3 separate regions of the Homo sapiens genome follow, and all the other regions are linked to region 2. A link is a loop called in an ENCODE intact Hi-C map of the cell type or tissue named here. Cell type or tissue: ascending aorta. All regions are shown on one strand. Links, peaks and the distances in the headings refer to the core of each region. The heading gives the core; the rest is flanking DNA. Region 1 overlaps CCDC149 (coiled-coil domain containing 149). Region 2 holds the start of LOC124900681 (a long non-coding RNA gene). Region 3 holds the start of SOD3 (superoxide dismutase 3).

The links. A loop is a pair of places that touch in the nucleus more often than their neighbours do. Peaks named below come from ENCODE experiments on the same cell type or tissue, not always from the same donor. Only the 100,000 strongest peaks of a DNase experiment are listed, where the experiment ranks them.
Region 1: a loop joins it to region 2, with 3 times the contacts of the local background. A loop is called at or near these places in 3 of 110 quality-filtered maps.
Region 3: it touches region 2 in a loop (4-fold over the local background); 22 of 110 quality-filtered maps call a loop at or near these places.

The regions. Positions count from the first base shown.
Region 1 is chr4:24,853,597-24,859,890 of GRCh38, reverse strand. The region is part of intron 3 of CCDC149 (coiled-coil domain containing 149); the gene reads left to right. Among named protein-coding and RNA genes, the nearest start is that of CCDC149, 56 kb to the left of the region's middle. RefSeq lists enhancers at 2,458-2,958, 2,959-3,459. In ascending aorta, for the core only: no CTCF peak of the experiment used is centred there; DNase peaks (open chromatin) are centred at 1,620 and 3,070; H3K27ac peaks cover 4,677 bases.
Region 2 is chr4:24,470,237-24,476,530 of GRCh38, reverse strand. It overlaps LOC124900681 (a long non-coding RNA gene), which reads right to left and starts at 3,267. Exons shown (of 2, transcript XR_007058077.1): 1 at 1,233-3,267. It also overlaps a transcript of PPARGC1A not described here. RefSeq lists a silencer at 3,274-3,413 and an enhancer at 4,795-5,296. In ascending aorta, for the core only: a CTCF peak has its summit at 3,377 (motif pointing left); DNase peaks (open chromatin) are centred at 3,032, 3,560, 4,801 and 5,246; H3K4me3 peaks cover 3,270 bases; H3K27ac peaks cover 1,215 bases.
Region 3 is chr4:24,792,795-24,799,088 of GRCh38, reverse strand. It overlaps SOD3 (superoxide dismutase 3), which reads right to left and starts at 3,516. Exons shown (of 2, transcript NM_003102.4): 1 at 3,438-3,516. In ascending aorta, for the core only: a CTCF peak has its summit at 5,284 (motif pointing right); DNase peaks (open chromatin) are centred at 3,618, 4,028 and 4,468; H3K4me3 peaks cover 3,877 bases; H3K27ac peaks cover 4,796 bases.

The sequences.
Region 1 (6,294 bases), core at 496-5,495, 380 kb before region 2:
CTCCTTGGTTCGGCATATTTCAAAGTACTTTATTTTTTTGCAGTTTGTAAAAGGGTTGAGTTCTTGATTTGATTCTCAGCTTGACCACTGTTGGTATATAGCAGTGCTACTGATTTGTGTACATTGATTTTGTATCCTGAAACTTTACTGAATTCATGTATAAGATCTAGGAGCTTTTTGGAGGAGTCTTTAGGGTTTTCTAGGTATATGATCATATCATCAGCAAACAGCAACAGTTTGACTTCCTCCTTACTGATTTGGATGCCTTTTATTTCTTTCTCTTGTCTGATTGCTCTTGCTAGGACTTCCAGTACTATGTTAAATAGAAGTGGTGAAAGTGAGTATCTTTGTCTTGTTCCAGTTCTCAGGGGGAATGCTTTCAACTTTTCCCTGTTCAGCATAATGTTGGCTGTGGGTTTGTTATAGATAGCTTTTATTACCTTAAGGTATGTCCCTTCCATGCAGATTTTGCTGAGGGTTTTAATCATAAAGGGATGCTCAAGGGGGTTACATTCTGATAAACCCATCATAAATTGAAAACATTAAAAGTTGAAAATGCGTTTAGTACATCCACCCTACATCATAGCTTAGCTTAGCCTAGCCTACCTCAAATATGCTCAGAACACTTATATTAGTGTACGGTTGGGCAAAATCATCTAATATAAGACCTATTTTATAAAGTGTAATTTATTCCATACCGTACTGAAACCAAAAAACAGAATGGCTATGTACTCAAACTACAGTTTCTACTGTATGCCTATCTTTTTCACACCATTGTAAAGTTGAAAGATCATAAGTTGAAGCATCATTAAATCAGGGACTGTCCGTATTTTAAAATCTCCCATTGGTTCTTATAAGTTTAAAAAACATGTCACATCTGTAGTGTAAACCATTCTGACATATTTTGCGGCATTTGTAGGGGAATTGGAACGGTGATAGAGGCAAGAGCTAGAGTTCAGAGTGCAGCAGGGCTTAAAGAAATGCTGCAAGATAGCTGCCCTCTCCCATGTGGCTAACCTACCTCGGTGAGGATTCCTGCAAACAGTTGGGAAGAGGTTGGGGGTGAGATCCGACAGCTCTATCAATTTCCTGGTCTTTGCCTTCACAACAGCTGTCAGTATTTGTAGTCATCATCCCTGTCCAGAGAGAATTTCCAGGGCCTCCCAGTTCCCACACCCAGGGCTGGCTTTGGTGAATTGCTTCTGCAGGCATCATTTATAATTGGGGATTGAGTTGTTCCTTGACAAAGGAAGGTGTTTCAGAATGGAAAGCTGTCATATCCTTTCGGCCTTGAATCTCTCCGCTATGTTTTCATCAAATCTCTCTTCCCTCCCTTTCCCATCACAATTTTAATAAACTCCTAGCTAGAAAGAGTGACTTAAATATATGGATTCTACACGTATCCCACTATATTCAACATTCCACTATTATCAGAGCAAAAATGTCAACCTTTAATGTTGGCTCTCGCTTGATCTGAATATTTAAAAGAGGCTTCTTTTTAAACCGTTTTATGTTTTGCTATTTATGCTGCCTCTTGCCCCAAGAGATTTAGAGGAAAGAATCTCTTGGTTTTGTTTTCCTTCCCTGTGAAACCCAGTCTTAGGCAGGCTGCCACTTTTCCCTGACATTTCCTTTACATAGTGCTGTTATTCTAAACTGATGGTCACAGAGTCCTTCTCAGTAACAGTTAGACAAAGTGCTCTGCATAGCTGATAAATTATAAGCAGGCACCGTGTGTTAGCTTGATGGATTGTTATAGTGAATGTGTGTGAGTCATGGGTGTTATTTTTGGTCAAAAGAATCCTGTGAACTTTTCTCCTCTATTTTGAGCACTTTGAAATGTACTACTTTCTTTTTTTTTTGCTGTTCTTTAAGGTGTATGTCAAGGAATTAGGCACCATATCAGAATAGTCATTTTCTAGTTTTCAAAGTTATTGTTTTGGAGTTGAGGAGGTGGAGGGACTGAATAGAAAAGAATTGTATGTTGACAAGGAATCTAGCCTGTTAAAGGTAAAAGAAAATTACAGTCACCTGCTTTGAAGCAGTGGTGCCACCCCCACCCCACTGTACTCCAGGGGCCAAGTTTAAAGCTGGGGTAGATTTACAGTGAACTCACTTGGAGGATTGCGATTTTAATAAACCACTGTTTTGCAGCTAATGTAGAAATGCTGGCTCTTAGTAGATTTCTTTTCAGCCAGGCTCCAGAGTAAATAATTTTCAATAATCACATCACTAGGTCTCTAAATAACTGTTTCCTAAAGCAGCCCTGCCCTCCGTCCTGGCCATCACTGGAATTATTGACTGATTTTTATAAAGTGTCTTCTTTACTCTAGTTTCCATATCCCTAGGAAAACCATTTGAGCTCAGTGCTTTTTAAAGTGAGGCCCAAGGACCAGGGCCAGGCTGCAACCTAATTGTTTCTGGTCCATGACAAGATACATACAGAAATTGAGAGTAAGTGTTCAGAAACTTTTATAGCAATTTGACAGCATGGTTTTATGTCTGTTGAATCTAATGATACACACTTGGGGTTTTATCTTCTTGTCTTCTTAAATTTATTTGCCTAGTAACTCATTTTTATTAGATTTTACAAAAGTATTGATCTAGTATGGATTGAGAAAAGAGAACTCTTTTCCCACCAACAGATTGAGTTGTACTGGTTTACCCATACAGTAGCTACCAATGTAGCCACTGCAGTTACATTGGTCAGTGAATGTCAGGGTCTTCCTGCCCACCAGAGACTAAGGAAATATTGATTTAAAAAGGGAAGCTTAGGGAGGTTGGAGATTTTTTTCCCTTGTCTTTTTTTACGTTTTCATTGTTGCCCTTACAGACATTTCTTTGGACCTCTCTTCCGCTAAATGAAGGTTTAGGTGAATTTTGCTGCATCTTCTCCAGATGGGGATGCTGAGATTCACCTGAATGTGCAGTTGGCAGCCAGCTCCCAGACCGAGCAAGCGCTGGGCTGCTCCTCCCGCTGCTCCCCAGGGACAGTCACTGCTGCCCAATGGCCTGGCCCTCCATCTGGTAGGGAGGGATTATGTTTGCTGCCAGGGAAAAGGATCAATGAGCTAATGTCTGGGGAATGTTCTGGAGTTCCGTGGAGGAAAGGCAGAGGCCGCCCACATGTGACACCTTGAGCTAAGGAAGGAGAGCTGTGGATGGAGAGGGGGAACCAGGAAACGAAAATCAAGAATTGAGTCATCTCTCGACTTCGCTGTAGTCCTTGTGGTCAGCCTGCTCTTGTGGCCTTGAGCTGCGCTTTCAAATGGAAGTTTTGAGATGTGATGGGGTGAGGGAGAGAGGGAAGCCTGTTTGCCTTTTCCCCTGTCTGGGACTTTTTCTCCAAGATATCTACAAGGCTCTCTCTCTCCTTTTTCAAGTCTTGATGTAAATGTGGCCTTCTCAGTGAAACCTTCTGCGGCCCTTTCTTCCAACACATTCTATTCCCTTTGCCTGCTTTATTTTTCTCTGCAGCATGTTATCATCTAGCACACGGATTCATTATATATTCTATTGTAATATAATGTAGTTAATGTAATGTCACCCATTCGATGTCAGTTTCTAAGGGCAAGGGTTTTGTCTGTATTGTTTGCTGCTGTATCTCCAGGTCTAAAACAGTGCCAGGCAGATGCCAGGTGCCCAATAAATATTTGTCAGATAAATGAATGAACAAATAATCAACAATAAAGGGGCAGGATTGCAAAGGAGTCAGCTGTGTCCAAGGAGAGGCCTTCGCTGCATTTACACAGCTCTGTTCACTGAGCGTTGGAGTAGCAACCACGGAGTGGGCACAGTTGAGGGAGGTAACCCACCTTTAGTGAGCCCACACATGATGCCAGGCACTGTGGTAGGCATTCTTTGTTCATTATTTAAAGATCAAATAACTATGTGTTGCTAGCTCTGTCTTACAGATGGGAGACCCAAGAGATTAAGAAACTCCTGTCATGTCACCCAACCCAGGAAGTGGCATGATCAGAATGCAGCCTCTTCTCTCTGATTCCTCCCATTTAGGGAAATTTCCAAAGGCAGTCATTTGTTCACAGTGTCTCATGTTTCTTTGCTTTCCTACCTACAAAATAGGTTTTGATTTTCCTCATCCATCACTAAATTTTTGTCTTAGGAGAACAGAAATCTGGGAAAATTAGAACTCAAATATTACAAGATGGGAGCTTTGCAAATAGGGGGCTGAAAAATTCGATGGAGTTACTGAGTAATGTTCTCAAATAAGTGAGTAGAGATCAGGGCTTGATTAAATCCAGCCAAAGGGGATGAATGTTTTTCTTTTTTTTCTTTTTTCTTCCTTTTTTTTTTTTGAGACAGAGTCTCTCTTTGTTGCCCAGGCTGGAGTTCAGTGGCATGATCTCAGCTCACTGAAACCTCCACCATCTCCACCATCCCAGTTCAAGGGATTCTCCCACCTCAGCCTCCACTGTAGCTGGGACTATAGGCATGTGCTACTATGCCTGGCTAATTTCTGTATTTTTTAGTAGAGACAGAGTTTCACCATGTTGGCTAGGCTGGTCTTGAACTCCTGACCTCAGGTGATCCACCCGTGTCGGCCTCCCGAAGGGCTGGGATTACAGGTGTGAGCCACGGCAGCTAGCCAGGGATGAATGATTTTCTATGCAAGTCTCCATGCCAGGCATTGGTTTCAGTCTTGGTACACTCTTATTATTCCTGATCTCTCCTAGGGAGAGTGCAACCTCCACACTCAGCTTATTGCCTCTTATTTTAAAAATAGTTATGGAGCATCTACTAGGTGCTTGGGAGAGGTCAGTAGAGACAACGAAGTTCCTTGCCCTTCATGGAACTTATGTTTTAGTAAGGAGAGGGAGACAAGGAGTCAACAGTAAGCAATGAACCATGAAGTAAATGATAACAGATGGCAAGTGCTCCAGAAAAAAAGGTAAGGTAGCACCGGGGAAGGTTTCAGTATTAAATCGATCGGTTAAGATGGACCCTGTTGAGACGGTGACCTTTGAGCAAGACTGAAGGAGGTGAGGAAGTGAACCAAGAGGCTCTCTGGAGGGAGAGCATTCTAAACAGAGAGAATAGGGCCCTGGCACTGAAATAGGATCATGCCTGGTCTGTGTGGGGGACCACAGGGAGGTGAGCATGAGGTGGGGAGACCTAGTAGGTAAGACAACAGGATATCCCAACAAATGGGATACGGGAGGTCAGCCAACATGTAATCGTTATCTTCTTTTCCCTTTAATTCTGTTTTTAGTACCCACCATAGTTACATATTCCCCAAAGTATTAGCATTGAAGTCTTTGGAAATTTAGCCATTCCAGTCGGGTTAGTTCCCTAACCTCTCTGGATTTGGGTTTCTTCAGCTGCAGCAGGAAGGGATTCTTTCATATTAAGATCATCTCTAATATCCCTCGTTTGACTCTCCTTGAATGATCCCCCCTTCCAGGAGGCCTGTTTGGATTGCTTACTTGCTTCCTTCCCTCCTTTCTTCATTTATTCATTATGAGCTTTTAAAACACTTGTCGGTACCTGAGCACTGTCTGGAACAACGCACATGGAAGCAGAGGAAGCAGAAAGCAGAGTCTCTGCCTTTCAGTAGTTTGCAGTCTCTTCCTGCTAAGGTTCAGTAAGAATGTGATAAGTCAGGTGAGAATTAGGGCAAGTCCATTAGCAAAGTAAGAATAGTATGGGAGAACAAGAAGCCATGTGAGCGAGGACTGTGAGTAAAAGACTGGAATAGGTAGCTAGATGGGCGGCCAGGAATCCCAGGTTCAGGAAATGTGGGTAAGGGGTGAGGATATGGTAAAAGGTGTCTGCATGCTCTGGGGAAAGGGACCATGAGGCTGTGAGATGGAGCCACACCAAAAGGGGAGGCTGGCTGATGGACTGGCCATGGAGACCGGAGGGACCTGGATCCCAACAGGAGGCAAATCTTAAGGAAAGGATGATGTCATGAAGATGGGAATGAAGGGCGATTATCCTGGCTATTTAGTACTATGTGAGGTAGAATAAGGAAATAAAGAAGGGGAAAACCAGCCCAGGAAACTGTTGCATTTCTTCTGGATCCTGATTTCAGAGATTGTTGCTCGTCACTGACTTCTTCTCTGGCCGCCCCCTAGAATTGTAATCAAAATTCTAGGCATTGAGGTCACACACGAAAGCTCATGAGACAACATATATTTGAAGAATAAGAAGCTATCCAAACAAGAAAATGAAACTTTTTCTATGTTGTTGGCCTGGCCCAAATTTTACAATTGAACTCTATGTCCTTTTTCCAGATTTTTAGTGATAAATTCTCTCTCTCTCTCTTTTTTTTTT
Region 2 (6,294 bases), core at 825-5,824:
TCGACTTCCTCTGTACATTACATCTGCTTCCCATCTGCAGTTTTAGCCAAAATGATCATTTTTTATTCACATCTACAAGAATTTGGCCTCTTGCATCTGCAGAGCTGAGCAGTCATTCACTAAATGACACCCTAGTGGTACGAGAGTGTTAATGCACCTCATTTATAAACAAGGAAAACACCCCACATCATCTGGACTATTAACTAATTTCCAATACAATATTAATACAAAACTTATTTCTTGGGCGGAAAGTATTTATGAATAAAGATGGATTTGTCACTAATAGGATGATATCAGTTCAACAAATTCCATATTTTCAAAGTGACAAATTGTGACTTGGCAATATGATAGGGGAATACATGCAGAAGAAAGTTTGGTTTGTCTTGAGAGAAACAACCACAGCGGATCTGGAAATCAAAAGCTTTCTGTTTTGGGTTTCCATCTTCAGACTTCTGAATACTGCACAGCAAGGAGTTGGCAAGGTGGCTGGAGTGATCTTTTCTCAATGAGCTTATGGCTCCCTCTGCTTCCCAAGGGGCTGTCTCCATCTGTTCTGGGCCCCGGTGAGGGTAGGGGGTGGGGTGGCAGCTTGTTTTATGTTGCTGAGAACTAGCAAACAAACCTCCAGGTTACTGTGGTGATGCCAGGTGAGCAAATCTATCAAGGAAGGCAGAATTCTTTTGGGGTGACAGAGCTGCCAGGGAGAGGGGTAAGCAGGGAAGGAGGCATTTTATCAGAAAACTATTCAGGTGGCCGTCTTTGGGGGCTTTCCTGTTGAAAAAAGAAAGAGCTGGAGACTTGAGGGGAAACAAACGTTTGAGGCTGGAGGTGAGACTTTTATACAGTGTTCCCCTGTTTGTGCCCAGAGGAGGTTCTTTTAAACCTGTTCCTGCCTCTTTATCCCTGGATGCCTCTGCAGGCCCTGGGCCTGCTAGGTGGATCCATGTATCTGTTTTCCTGTGTGTTTGTTCAGGGAAAGAGAGGCATGAGCCAGAAGTCTTTGGTTCAAGACCCAGCTCTTCCACTTACTAGCTGTAGGAAGGAGGGGGAGTTGGGGAGGGGGGTCTTTCCTTAAGCCTCAGTTTCCTGGTCTATTAAAAAAAAAACTAATAATTGCTGCCTAACAGGGCTCTTGTGGACAGTGATGAGCACATGCAATCAATTTTTAAATTAAGACATTTCACAAATGTACACTTGACATCAACTGGGGGGAAAGGGTTGGAATCACTTACTCCATCTGGTATGCAGGGGGGAAATGTTCATAGAAGAGCAGGCCTGTGATGGGCTCAGTTAGATCTGGAAGAAAGAGGTAGGTGGGGTCACAAAGTTTAGGTTCAATTTCTATCACTTTGTAGCTGCAGGACCTGGGTTAGGTTATTTAGCATCTCTGAGCCTCTTTCCACATCTGTAAAATGGAGATAAAGAGTCCTGATTCTCCCAAAATTGTTGTGAGAAATGAATCCATTTATCCAACAAATAGATGATGGGATAACACAGACAGAATGAACTTCCATTGGTGTGAATGTGGGACCTGAGCTAAAATCAGGGAATCAGTGAGTGGCTGCAGGAACAGAATGTTAACTTGGGCTAACGTATGTATGAAAAGCAGTTTACAAAGTGGACATTTCTATAATGCTCTGTATAAATGTTATTTAGATAGGAAGCCTAAGAAAACACAGGCATTGGGCCTAATTTAATATTTTCTGGTCTCTTTACATTTAATGTTTATAGGGGTGGGACTGCAAGGGGATTGAATTAGGGGCAGTATGAAGAATTCCTCCCTTCTTTTTCTCAGCCAGGAGACACAGGAAACAATAGAGGGAACAATGGAGAAGCCCCTTTATTCAATATTGGTGAGATCAGCACCAATTTCGATAACTGAATAGAACTTCTGTGTGCCTAATACTTTAAAAAAACTATTGTAAGTTTGAAGCCAGGTCAGTCAGCATTATTTGGGCCTGAAGTTAGTACGTAAAATTTCATCTTTCAATGTTCTCTCCAACATCAATTTTTAGAAAAAATATATCCCCCCCTTATAAAAATCTACAGTGGCCAGTGTGGTTAGGCACCACTGATTTGAAACAGCATTCTTCACCAATCCAGAAAAGAGGATGGTGACCTATTTTTTTTTTAAAGATCATTTGACATGCCTTTGAAAAATAAGTCAATCTCAGAAAAAGAAAACAGGTATTTAGCCAGAAATGTTTTCTGAATTTCTACCAGGAGGCATGCTATTCGCAAGGATGAAGGAACTGTCTTTCTAGAGCCATTCTTTGCTCCTGTTTTATTTCCCCTCTGAAATCACTAGCCGACGTTTCTGACATCACTGGGTTGCTGTGGAAATGTTTATTTCACAGAGGATTTCGACCTCCAGTGGGGAATTTACAAGTGGAAGTGTGAACTCTTGGAAAAACACAATTGGTTTGAATAAAAATAGGCAGCATTTGGAAACGGGATTCAGAAAGAAAACAATATAAACTGCCTTTAAGAGGTTGTTTCAAGTCTTCCTGCAAGGATTCAAATACTTTTAAGAGCATCTTACACAGATATGCTGGTTTTTATTTAAATTTTACTTTCTATAAATATCTGTATAAAGAGTAAGGGGAAGCAAGTAAAGAATGTCTTCTTGCAGAAAAAAAAAAAACACACCTTTCAGCCACCCAATTATTAAGACTGAAAGATTTGGTTCTAAAATACCATTTTGTGAGGAGAGAGAGAAAGACGACATTATATCCGTTTACATTTTTATATCATATAATGGACTTTAGAGAATAGCTCCCTTTAAATAATTGTGACTCAAGGGGCCTGAGTTTTAGTGCAGAAGCTACAAAATCCATTTTCGTTTTAAACTGTTAAATCAACAGAACGCCAAACTAGAGCCTTTCTTCCTGCTGGGGCAGTATTGTCCCCTAAATCCACTTTCCAGTCCTCTCAGCCTAGCCTAGTTTGATGTAGCATTGACTTAGCTTAACTACAGCAACCGGCAAAAGGAAGTGGGTTTGCATTTGGAATGGGAGGAGGCAGGCACCGGTGTGTCTGTGCCTGCGTGGACACGCGCGCGGGGGGGCTGGAGGGATCGCGAAAGCAAGAAAAGCGGGACATAGCAACTATGTGAAAATAATTTTCCAGTGGCTGGAAGAGGGGTCTCTGCATGGAAAAGCAATTTTAGGAATAAAAAAAAAAATCTTCAAACAGGGCGGAAGGAAGGCTTGCCAGGAGGTTGCCGGACGTAGCGGGGGGGTGGGCGCCTGTGTTTTTCCTCGAGCATTTTTCCTCTTCCCGGGCTCAGGGCGGCCCACTCCCCACCCATCCATCCACCTGCCCGCGGCCTCACCCGCGCCCCCTGCCGTCCCGGGACGCGCATGGCCCGGCGGCTATGGCGAGGAGGTCGGAGAAGGCGGCCGGCCGGCCGCGGGCTGCAAAAGGTCTGGCGGCGTGGTCTGATTTAGTGGCCGGGGCTGTAGTACAGGCTGTCCCCGGCAGCCGGCGGAGTCAGCGCGCCCACGTGACGGCCCCGGCTCTCCGGTGAGCTCCCCAAACAGACGCACACCCAGCCACACGCGCGCGCTCGCGCGCGCGCACACACAACACACACACACACACACACACGCACGCACCCCCGCGCGCACACGCCCGCCCGCTCGCGCTGCCTCTGCGCCTCCATCCCGGCTCGCTCATTATCTCGCCCTCTCGCTTCCCCTGCGGTCTCTCGCTCTGCGCGCACACACCACACACACGCACACGCACACACACGCGCGCACACACGCAGCCGGCACAGGCGGCGGCGGCGGCTGCCCAAGTCAGGACGAACCTATCTAGGTACCGTCTTGAGAAGGCGGCAGCGGCGGCGGCGGCGGCGGCGGCGGCAGCCCGAGCATCCCTCCTCTCCCGGAGAGGGAGCACCGCCGAGAGTTTCCGTTCCCTTTGCCATTCCCTTCCCCCTCCTTTTCTTTTATTTTCGAGAGAATTTCTTCTTGGCTTATTGGTTTAATTTGATTTTTAAAATTTTGGGTTGCTTTTGTGTATGTGTGCTTTTTTTTTCTTTCCTCATTTTATTTGCATCCAGAGCATGGCGGGCTGCGGGCTGTCGGAAGACACCCTCTTCTCTTCCTTCTTTTACAACTACGGCTCCTCCTGGGAAACCCCTTCCAACCAGGTAAGGGGTGGCTCGGTGCCGGGCGGCGTCGCGCCCCTTGCCCCCTGCCGCGCGCTCACTTGGTACTTGGTGGGGAGGCAGAGGCTCGGGAGGGGGTGGGGAGGATGGGGGGCCAAGTGGGTCGCACTGTCTGGGTCAGCGCCAACCGGCGAGAGGAGATACCCCCCCTTCCCCCATCGCTAGCTTTCCAGTCTCCAGGTTCTGTCGCGTTCCTCCCGTGCCCAATCTGCCATCGACACCTTCCCCCACCACCTCCCAGCCCAGCGGGAACCCGAGAAAGAGGCAGGAGCCGGCGCGTTACCCCGAACAACTCCAGGCAGAACCAGGGAACTCGAGCGCAACCTTCCCCAAGTCGCCGCGGGCGCCGCGCCCCTGTGCGCCCGGCGCCTACCCGCCTTCCAGTTGCGCCGAGGGGCTGCAGAGCCGCAAGCCCCCCGCGACGTGCTGTCCCCCCTCCACTCCCCTCGGGGCCCGAGCCGCCTCTTTCCCTAAAATGGCTGCAATCTCAAGTAGAGGCGTCCCCTGACCCGCGGAGGTGGGGGGGGTGGGGTGCAGAGTGGAGCCTCCGCTCCTCCTGACCCCGCGCCTCCCCTGGGGCACAGAAGCACCCCACAAACACACTTAACTTTGATGACTGTGCAATGCAGTCCGGCTGCATCGTGCCCTAGACGCTCCACGCCGCCGGCCTGTAGGTGTGCGTGTCGGTGTGACTCGGGGGGCCCAGGGACGCTGGGGGTAGACGCCGGAAGGGGGGCGTGGAAGGAGATGGATGTCAGCGGGCCACTGGTAACCTGGAGAGACAGGCATGTGCTCAGGGTCTAGGGGTGAAAAAGCTATTCTGGGAGCTGGAGCGAGAAATAGAGAGAGGAAAAATGCCTTTTAATTAAATAACTGTTGTAGTCTGCTGCCCCCACCGCTTGTTGGTGAAAGTCTACAGGCATCTGTCATCTCCAAACTACGCGGGGAAGTAGAGCTGGGGTCGAGGGAGGGGAGGCATGTGTGTACGTGTATGCGTGTGTGTGTGTGTGCACGCGGGTGTGTGTCTGTGTGTGGGTGTGCGCGCGCGCTCGCGTGTCTGGGCTGGGGAAAGTTGGGGCCAGAGGAGCGGTGGAGGAGCAATGGTGAAAGGCATTAGCTACTCGGTGGGCGGTCCAGGGCGCCGGGGATTCCCGGGCCCCGCGGAGCGCGCACCGCGGGGGGAGCTGGCCCGCTAGGGGTGGGGGGTGTCGAGGAAAAGAGCTCCGTTCAGCCCGGCTCGCCTGGCCTCCGCGGCGCCTCTCCTCCGGAGCCCGCCAGCCAGCCTCGGCCGCTTGCGGGGCTGCCCGCCGCGCTCGCCGGCGCTGGCGCGCTCCCTCCCGGGCCCGGGGCGCAGCGCGTTCCTGCGAGCTCCCGGCAGAGAAGACAAACCCCGAAAGCAACCGAAAAATGTTCGCCGCCGCCGCCTCCGCATCACCCCAAGTTTCCAAGAAACAAATCGCCAAACTACTAGCTGCCAGGTGAAGACCTCTCCGGCGTGGGCTCTCCAGAAAGCGCTGCGGCCATCCGAGTGAATAATACATAAGGGCCGCCCGGAGCCTTGGAGAGGCTCCCGCCGCCGCGGCAGCAGCAGCGGGAGGCGGCGGCGAGCTCTGGGCAGACCGTCGGGCCGCCGCCGCGGGTGGGGGCGTCTGGGCTGCCCCCGGGAAGTACGCCGGCCGTTCGGGCGGGGCGGGAGGGCAGCCCAGGCGCGCGGAGTGAGGATTCGCGGTGAGGCAGCCGGGAGACACGAGGCCTCGCTGCGAGTAGAAACTTGCAGGAGCTACTGAGGTGGTCGGGCCGGCGCTGGAGCTGGGGGCCTGGAGAAGCACGATCGGGGCCCGGAGGGTGCCCGGCTGCCCGTGGCCGGCGCCGGTGGCTTCCTTCAGGCTATCCTGCCCCGCCTGGCGGGCCTTGGGTGCTCTCCACGCTTCCTTGCATCCGCCCAGGATTGCCGAGAGCCAACGACCACTCCGGCTCCGCAAACTCCAGCTCTCCAGGAGCGGGCGTCCGCGTGCCTGCCTGTGTGAGAGAGTGTGTGTGTGTGTGTGTGTGTGTGTGTGTGTGTGTGTGTGTGTGTGTCTGTGTCTGTCGATGAGTCAGAAACCAAGCCCTGCTCGTCT
Region 3 (6,294 bases), core at 589-5,588, 320 kb before region 2:
CCTTCTGGGGCTTTGCATGTGCTACGCCTTCTCCCTGAAGTGCCTTCTCCCTGTTCTCTGCTACACTCAGTAGACTTGGAGCTTCTTGAAGACAGAAACTCAGTTTTATTCATCGGTATCCCCAGCACCTGGGCCCACACCTGGCAAAAGGAAACATATAATATGGATTTTGCATAAGGAGTTCAGTGAGGGACAGACTTGGCATCCAATCATTCCAGCACAATCCTGTGATTGAAGATGGGGCCTGTGCTGGAGAAGGACAGAGGAGGCAGTACCCATCTCCCTAGGAGCCTCAGGGAAGGCTTCTCAGAGGTGGTGACTTTTGAACTGGGTTCCACAAGATGGGTAGGAGTTTTCCAGCCAAGTTGGGTAGGAAGGCCATCTCAGCAGGCAGTGCAGTGGAAGTTTTTAAGAAGAAAAGTGGGTGATGAGATAGTCTTTAGTTCCTTAAGTCCTACTGGTAAAAGGATATGGGTTGGACTTTGGGATGAAGAGGAAAGGGGAGGAAGAATGGGAGTAGCCTAGGGAGAGACAGAGAAGCAGAAATAGAGACAGTGAGATGAGTTAGGGGGCGTTGTAGTAACCCAAGCAGGAAATGAAGGCTTTTACCAAAGTGCAGGTGGTGCACACAGAGGAGGCATGGGTTTAAGAGACACACCGGGCAGCACTGGCAGGATGGAAGATGAAGGCACAGTGCAGATGACCAGGGTTCCCAGCAGGAGAGACTGAGTGGAGGGAGGGTGGGACCTGTTCTGGAAAAGCAGGGAGAGAGGATTAGTTCAGCTGGAGTCTCCTGAGGGTGAGACGCTGGCGGGTGCCCAGGTGGGAAGACAGGTGGGCAGACAGTCGGAAACTTGGGTCTGGCACTTAGAAGAGGAGATGAAGCTGGCAGGGGTTCTCAGTGTTGACTGCACATCAGATGTCTGGTTTTTAAAAATCAGATGCCCAGGCCCCACCCCAAGAGATTTTGATTCTGTGAGAAAGAAAGGAGAGAAGAAAGACAGAGAGAGAGGAAGGAAGGGAAAGAAAGAGGAAAGAAAGAAAAGAAAAGAAAGAAGACACCTCTATCAAAGATTCTGGGGCCCAGCTAGGAATTATAAAGTCAGGTACAGATTTGAATCCCAATTCCAACCTATACTAACTGTGACTTCACGGGGTTACTGATGCTTAGCTTCAAGTTCCTTACCTGTAGAATAAGGCCAGCCATGCCACCGAGGTATTTCCAGAGGGATTGATGCTGCCTCCAAAGAATTGCTTTGAAGGTCAACTGCATTTCCAGCACCAAACTAGGTGCCATTTAAAAAACTCCAAGATTGGGTAGATATGCTTTATATAACCATTTCAGAAAGGCAATTTAGTGTGGTTATTAAAGGGATGGATTCCAGAACTCACCTCATGAATCTAAAGCCTGACTCTGCCACTTAGTCTAAGGGTTAGCTGTTACTATTTTTATTGCTGAGTAGCAGAGTAATTGCTGGACTGCAGACTGTACACTGTCTCATCCCCTGTGAACCTCAGTTTTCTCATCTGTAAATAGGGATACTAATACAGACTTACCTTAGAGGCTTGCTGCGAGGCTTAAAAGAGATGATTAGAATTGCTAAAACTTATCGAACACAGGCGCCAGACACTATTATAAGTACTGTGCGTGGGTTAATTCCCTGCATCCTCACAAGAACATTATTCAGTGTTATCCCCATTCTAAAGTGTAGGAAACTGAGGCACAGAGAGGCGTGTGTCCCGCCCAAGGTGACATGTTCACTAAGGAGCTGAAGGCAGGATTTGAAAGTGTGTGTCTGCTCCAAGCCCAAGGTTTAGGCACCACACTGCACATCTCTCATCTAGGGCACTTAGCACAGAGCCCAGTACATAGAAAGTTCCCAGTAAATGGCAGCTCTTAGCTATCAGAGAGAGCTGCTGGTAGAGATTTTAAGGACCATTAGCTAAGAGATGCTATGGACACTGTGAGAGGAGGTCCCCTTGAAAGGCTCCAAGAAGGAGGATCCAGAAAGAGGGAGAAGCAGAGAAAGTGATGTTGAAGGACTCACCTAAATGACATGGCCCAATGTGGTACTACTACCCCAAAGCCCCAGGGAGTAGGCAGGAAAGTGGGGTAACTCTCCTGCCAGACCTGGACATGAAGTTCCCCATCATCAAAGACACCTTCCTCCTAAGACAGCCCTGCCACTCAGAAGGGCTCTGCTGCTTAGAAAGTTCTCCCTAAAAGCACAGAGCAAAACCAGATTGTTTTGGGTGTGTCAGTGAGCTTTCTTTTTCAAGAATCCTTGGGAAATAAACATTTTAAGGAGATGTTTTTCTCTGAAACCAAAAGAAGAGCCAGGCATGGTGGCTTATGCCTGTAATCCCACCCCTTTGGGAGGATGAGACAGGAGAATCATTTGAGTACAAGAGTATGAGACCAACCTGGTAGAGACCCCCATCTCTAGCAAAAAAAAAAAAAAAAAATAGCTGGGTGTGGTGGCATGTGCCTGTAGTCCCAGTTACTCAGGAGGTTGAGGTAGGAGGATCGCTTGAGCCCGGGAGGTAGAGGCTGTAGTGAGCCGTGATAGTGATCGTGCCACTACATTCCAGCCTGGGTGCTGGGTGACAGAATGAGACCATGTCTCAAAAAAAAAAAAAAAAAAAAAAAAAAGAGAAGAAGGAGGAGGAGGAGGAAAAGGGGGAAAGAAAATTCTCCCTCAAACCCAGGTAAACTCTGACTTCTTGTTTCTTAAGCCTTTGACACCTCTTCCCCTCGGGACCAACTTGATTCTTCTCCCACAGCCTCTTGCTCAGTTTGAGCTGTGAATGACCAAGTGCCTTTTTAAGGGCCTCCTTTGTACGTGGATCTGGAAGGGAGGACGGTGTTATCAGAGAAAGAGGACAGTGTTATCAGAGAAAGAGGACAGGGGCCCTTATCCTGAACCAAATAGAGGCACCAAGCCTTTATCTCCTTCCTGGGTCTGTATCTGGGAAGAACCTGCCCCTCTTGAGCCTTGGGTGTGTTTCATCCCTCAGCTGTCTCCTAGAAGGAGCTCTTGCTGGGAGCCTGAGCTGGCCAGGGCCTCTCTGCTTTCCTAAGGAGGTGGCTTTTTAGAGTACCTGCTGTCCCATAAGTGGCTCCCGACACCAAAGCCATGCAACATCTAGAAAGGCCCCCTTTCTCGTCACTCCAGATTCCTTTTCCTAACACTAAAATCCTCTTGGACTGGTCTTTGCAGATCCACAGGAGGAACGGTTTCTTCCTCCCCTCCTTGCCTTCCTCCCCGCTCACTCCACCTCCCCACTAACCCCTCAGAGCAGCCAGGGAAAGTACATTTCCTTCCCAAGAAGATGATCCAATTTGTTCCCAAGAAGAGGCCCGTTGCCCCAACCCAGCTTCAGACTCAATAAGCACACTCCGAGAAGAACAAAATGAACCTCAACTTAGCACCCACCTTTCCAGCTCCTCCAAGAGAGCTTTCTCTCCTGAAAAGAGAGCTGCACCCAGCCAGCCCAGGAACGCAGGCTGTCCCTGGAGCCTGGGCTGTTAGCGCGAGTGCAGGAGGCCAGCCCAGAGGAGTGGTCAGCGTGAGGGAGCCAGTCATTGGGCCAGTTCAGGGAGGAAAAGCAGGCCAGACCTCCCCGGGTTGTAGAATTGCTTCGCCTCCACCTCCTCCCGCTCTGTCCCCACCTCCTCTGCCCCTCCCATTTTTGGGTTTTCGGGCCAAGGATTCCATTCCGCGACTTCACCGGCTTGTAGCCAGTGACCTTCAGCACACAGCAGGGGAATAAAAATGAGAAAGAAAATCGCCTGTTTGGAGAGGTGTACAATGACCTCTTTATTGAGAGGCCCTTTGCTTTTCTGTAAGTCAATAACTTATTGACTTATTTTTGCTGCATGGAAATGGGCACCTTGCAAATGTGCGTGGCATTTGCTCCAGAGCTGTGCTGTCATACCTATGAGAGCAGAGCAGCGGGTGGGTCGTGATGACACACTCAGGCTGCAGAGTCCCAGCCTTGTCACTTCCTATCTGTGTACGCCTGAAGCAGCTGCACCACTCCCTGCACCTCCTTTTCATCATCTGTAAAATGGGGGTGTGAGGCTGTCCACCCCGCACGCCCACCGTGAAGATCCAATGAGATCATTACTCGCCCAGTGACAACACAGTGGCTGGCACTAGCCGCACTCATAAGTAATCATCATTGTCATTGTCGTTACCGTTATTATTAAAGAGATGAAGGAGTCTTTTTAAAAAATGTGTTGTCTGGGAGAACTAGGAGTGTTTCCCTCCCGACGTCTGTCCTTTTTTTGCTGCCATGAACTTTTCTCAATCATAGCAGCCCTTTCCAAAAATAGAAGCTCTTCTTTCCCAGAAAAGCCCATGTGGGAAAAACCAGGCAGCCTGCTTGCTGGCCTGCCCGTCCTCCTGCATTCCTGCAACAAATGTTTATTGGGTGCTCATCCATTCCAGTCACCATGCTGTATGCCGGGCACCCACAGCTGCATGAGTCACCTTGGGGGTTCATACTCTGGGGACGGAGACAACAACGTCAGTAAATGCATCCAGTACAGAGTGGGGAGCGCAGCGACGAAGAATGAACAGGGCCTCGTGAGGTCCCAAACACCCGTTTCGGTGGCAGGAAAGCTTATAAAAAATCTAAATCTCTGGATCCCACCCCAGGATGGGTGACTTAGTTACCAGCAGGAGCTTCCTAGAATCATCTTGGAAAAACTCAAACTAATGATCTTTATCCAGGGACAGGCATTCTGCGAGATAAGAGGGAGACTTCCCAGAACTGAGACTCCAGCCCTTCCACCCTACCGTCCTTCCTTCTGGCCCGCTGAGAACTCAGGCACCAGTAGCTCAGTCTTGCACCTCTGCATTCTGTTGGTAGGCGTAGTTATCCTCAACTAATGAGTTTTCAGAGTTCCCCATGCCACCCACCACCCCACCCCCACCCTGCAACAGTCTAGTTCCTTATTGTGAATCTTTCTTCCCATTTTTAAAACATTTATATTTTCATTCAGTTCTTGAAATCCTAATTATATACATTCATAGCTACTATTTTAAATGGCACTTGCTTCACTTGGCCTAATTTTATTTCGTTTAAGGTCCAAGAAAGCACGTCTCCGTTCTGGTATTCTAGGACTTGTGCTAAAGCCTAGATTTACTTTCATTTTGATGGCATTCTAGAGGAAATCTGCCTTTTTCTCGCCACCGCCCCCAACCTCCCCACCATGGCAACATTCATTCCCTCTTCCTTTGGTAACAACATCCCAATTTCCTTTCTGAGAAACCACTATACTTTCAGTCCAGCAGGTGGTGTTGACTTCATCTCCTGCTCCAGAGGTAGCTTGTGGCTTAGGTATGATAAATCGTACTATTGCACTGGTTCAGGGATGATCCACCTTCAGAGCCAATGAGATGCAATGCCACTTTTCACTGGGACTGTTGAAAGAGATGCATCCTCTCTTTCTTACTGGACTTGAAACTGGAGAAAAAAGGCTGGAGTTATTGCAGCCATCATGCTCCACTAAGGGAGAAGCTGTCTGAGGATAAGGCCAATGCAGAAGGCTGTGGAATAAAAGTAGAGTGAGAGCTCAGTGCAGTGGTATACGCATGTGTAGTCCCAGCTACTAGGAAGGCTAAGGCAGGAAGGTTGCTTGAGCCCAGGAATTCAAGGCTATAGTGTGCTATGATCACTTCTGTGAATATTCCACTGCACTCCAGCCTGGGCAATGTAGCAAGACCCTGTCTCTAAAAAAAAAAAATGGTAGAGTGAAATCTGAACCCACTGGCATGGGTTCAGATGCTCTATTTTCATTATATGAGTCGATACATTCTCATTTTGCTTAAGGTGTTTAGGTTGAGTTTTCTGAAGTTGCAGCTGAACACTTTATGAAGCACTTTCTCATATAGTATCGTATTTAATGCTTGCAATACTTTTTGTGGGGTGGATATTAATTTGGCAACTTTGTTTATAAGAAAATAAAGTCCAGTAAGAAAAGGTAATGGACCCCAGGTTGGAGAGGTAGAAAATGGCAAAGTCAAGATTCAACCCTAGGACTTTGATTCCTAAGCTTGGATTCTTAATCATTATGCTTTACTACCACCTAACCTAATGAGAAGATGAAAACAAAGTTAGAAACAAGTAACAGAGGAGTCAGAGGAGTTCACATTTCACAGTGATCTCTGTAACATCAGTGACTGCCATGCAAGCGAGACATTGAACAATTGACCTCTTATTCTTTTCACATTTGTTAATGTATAATACACTGGAAAGTCAAATGAGCATTGTCAAGCACCAGTT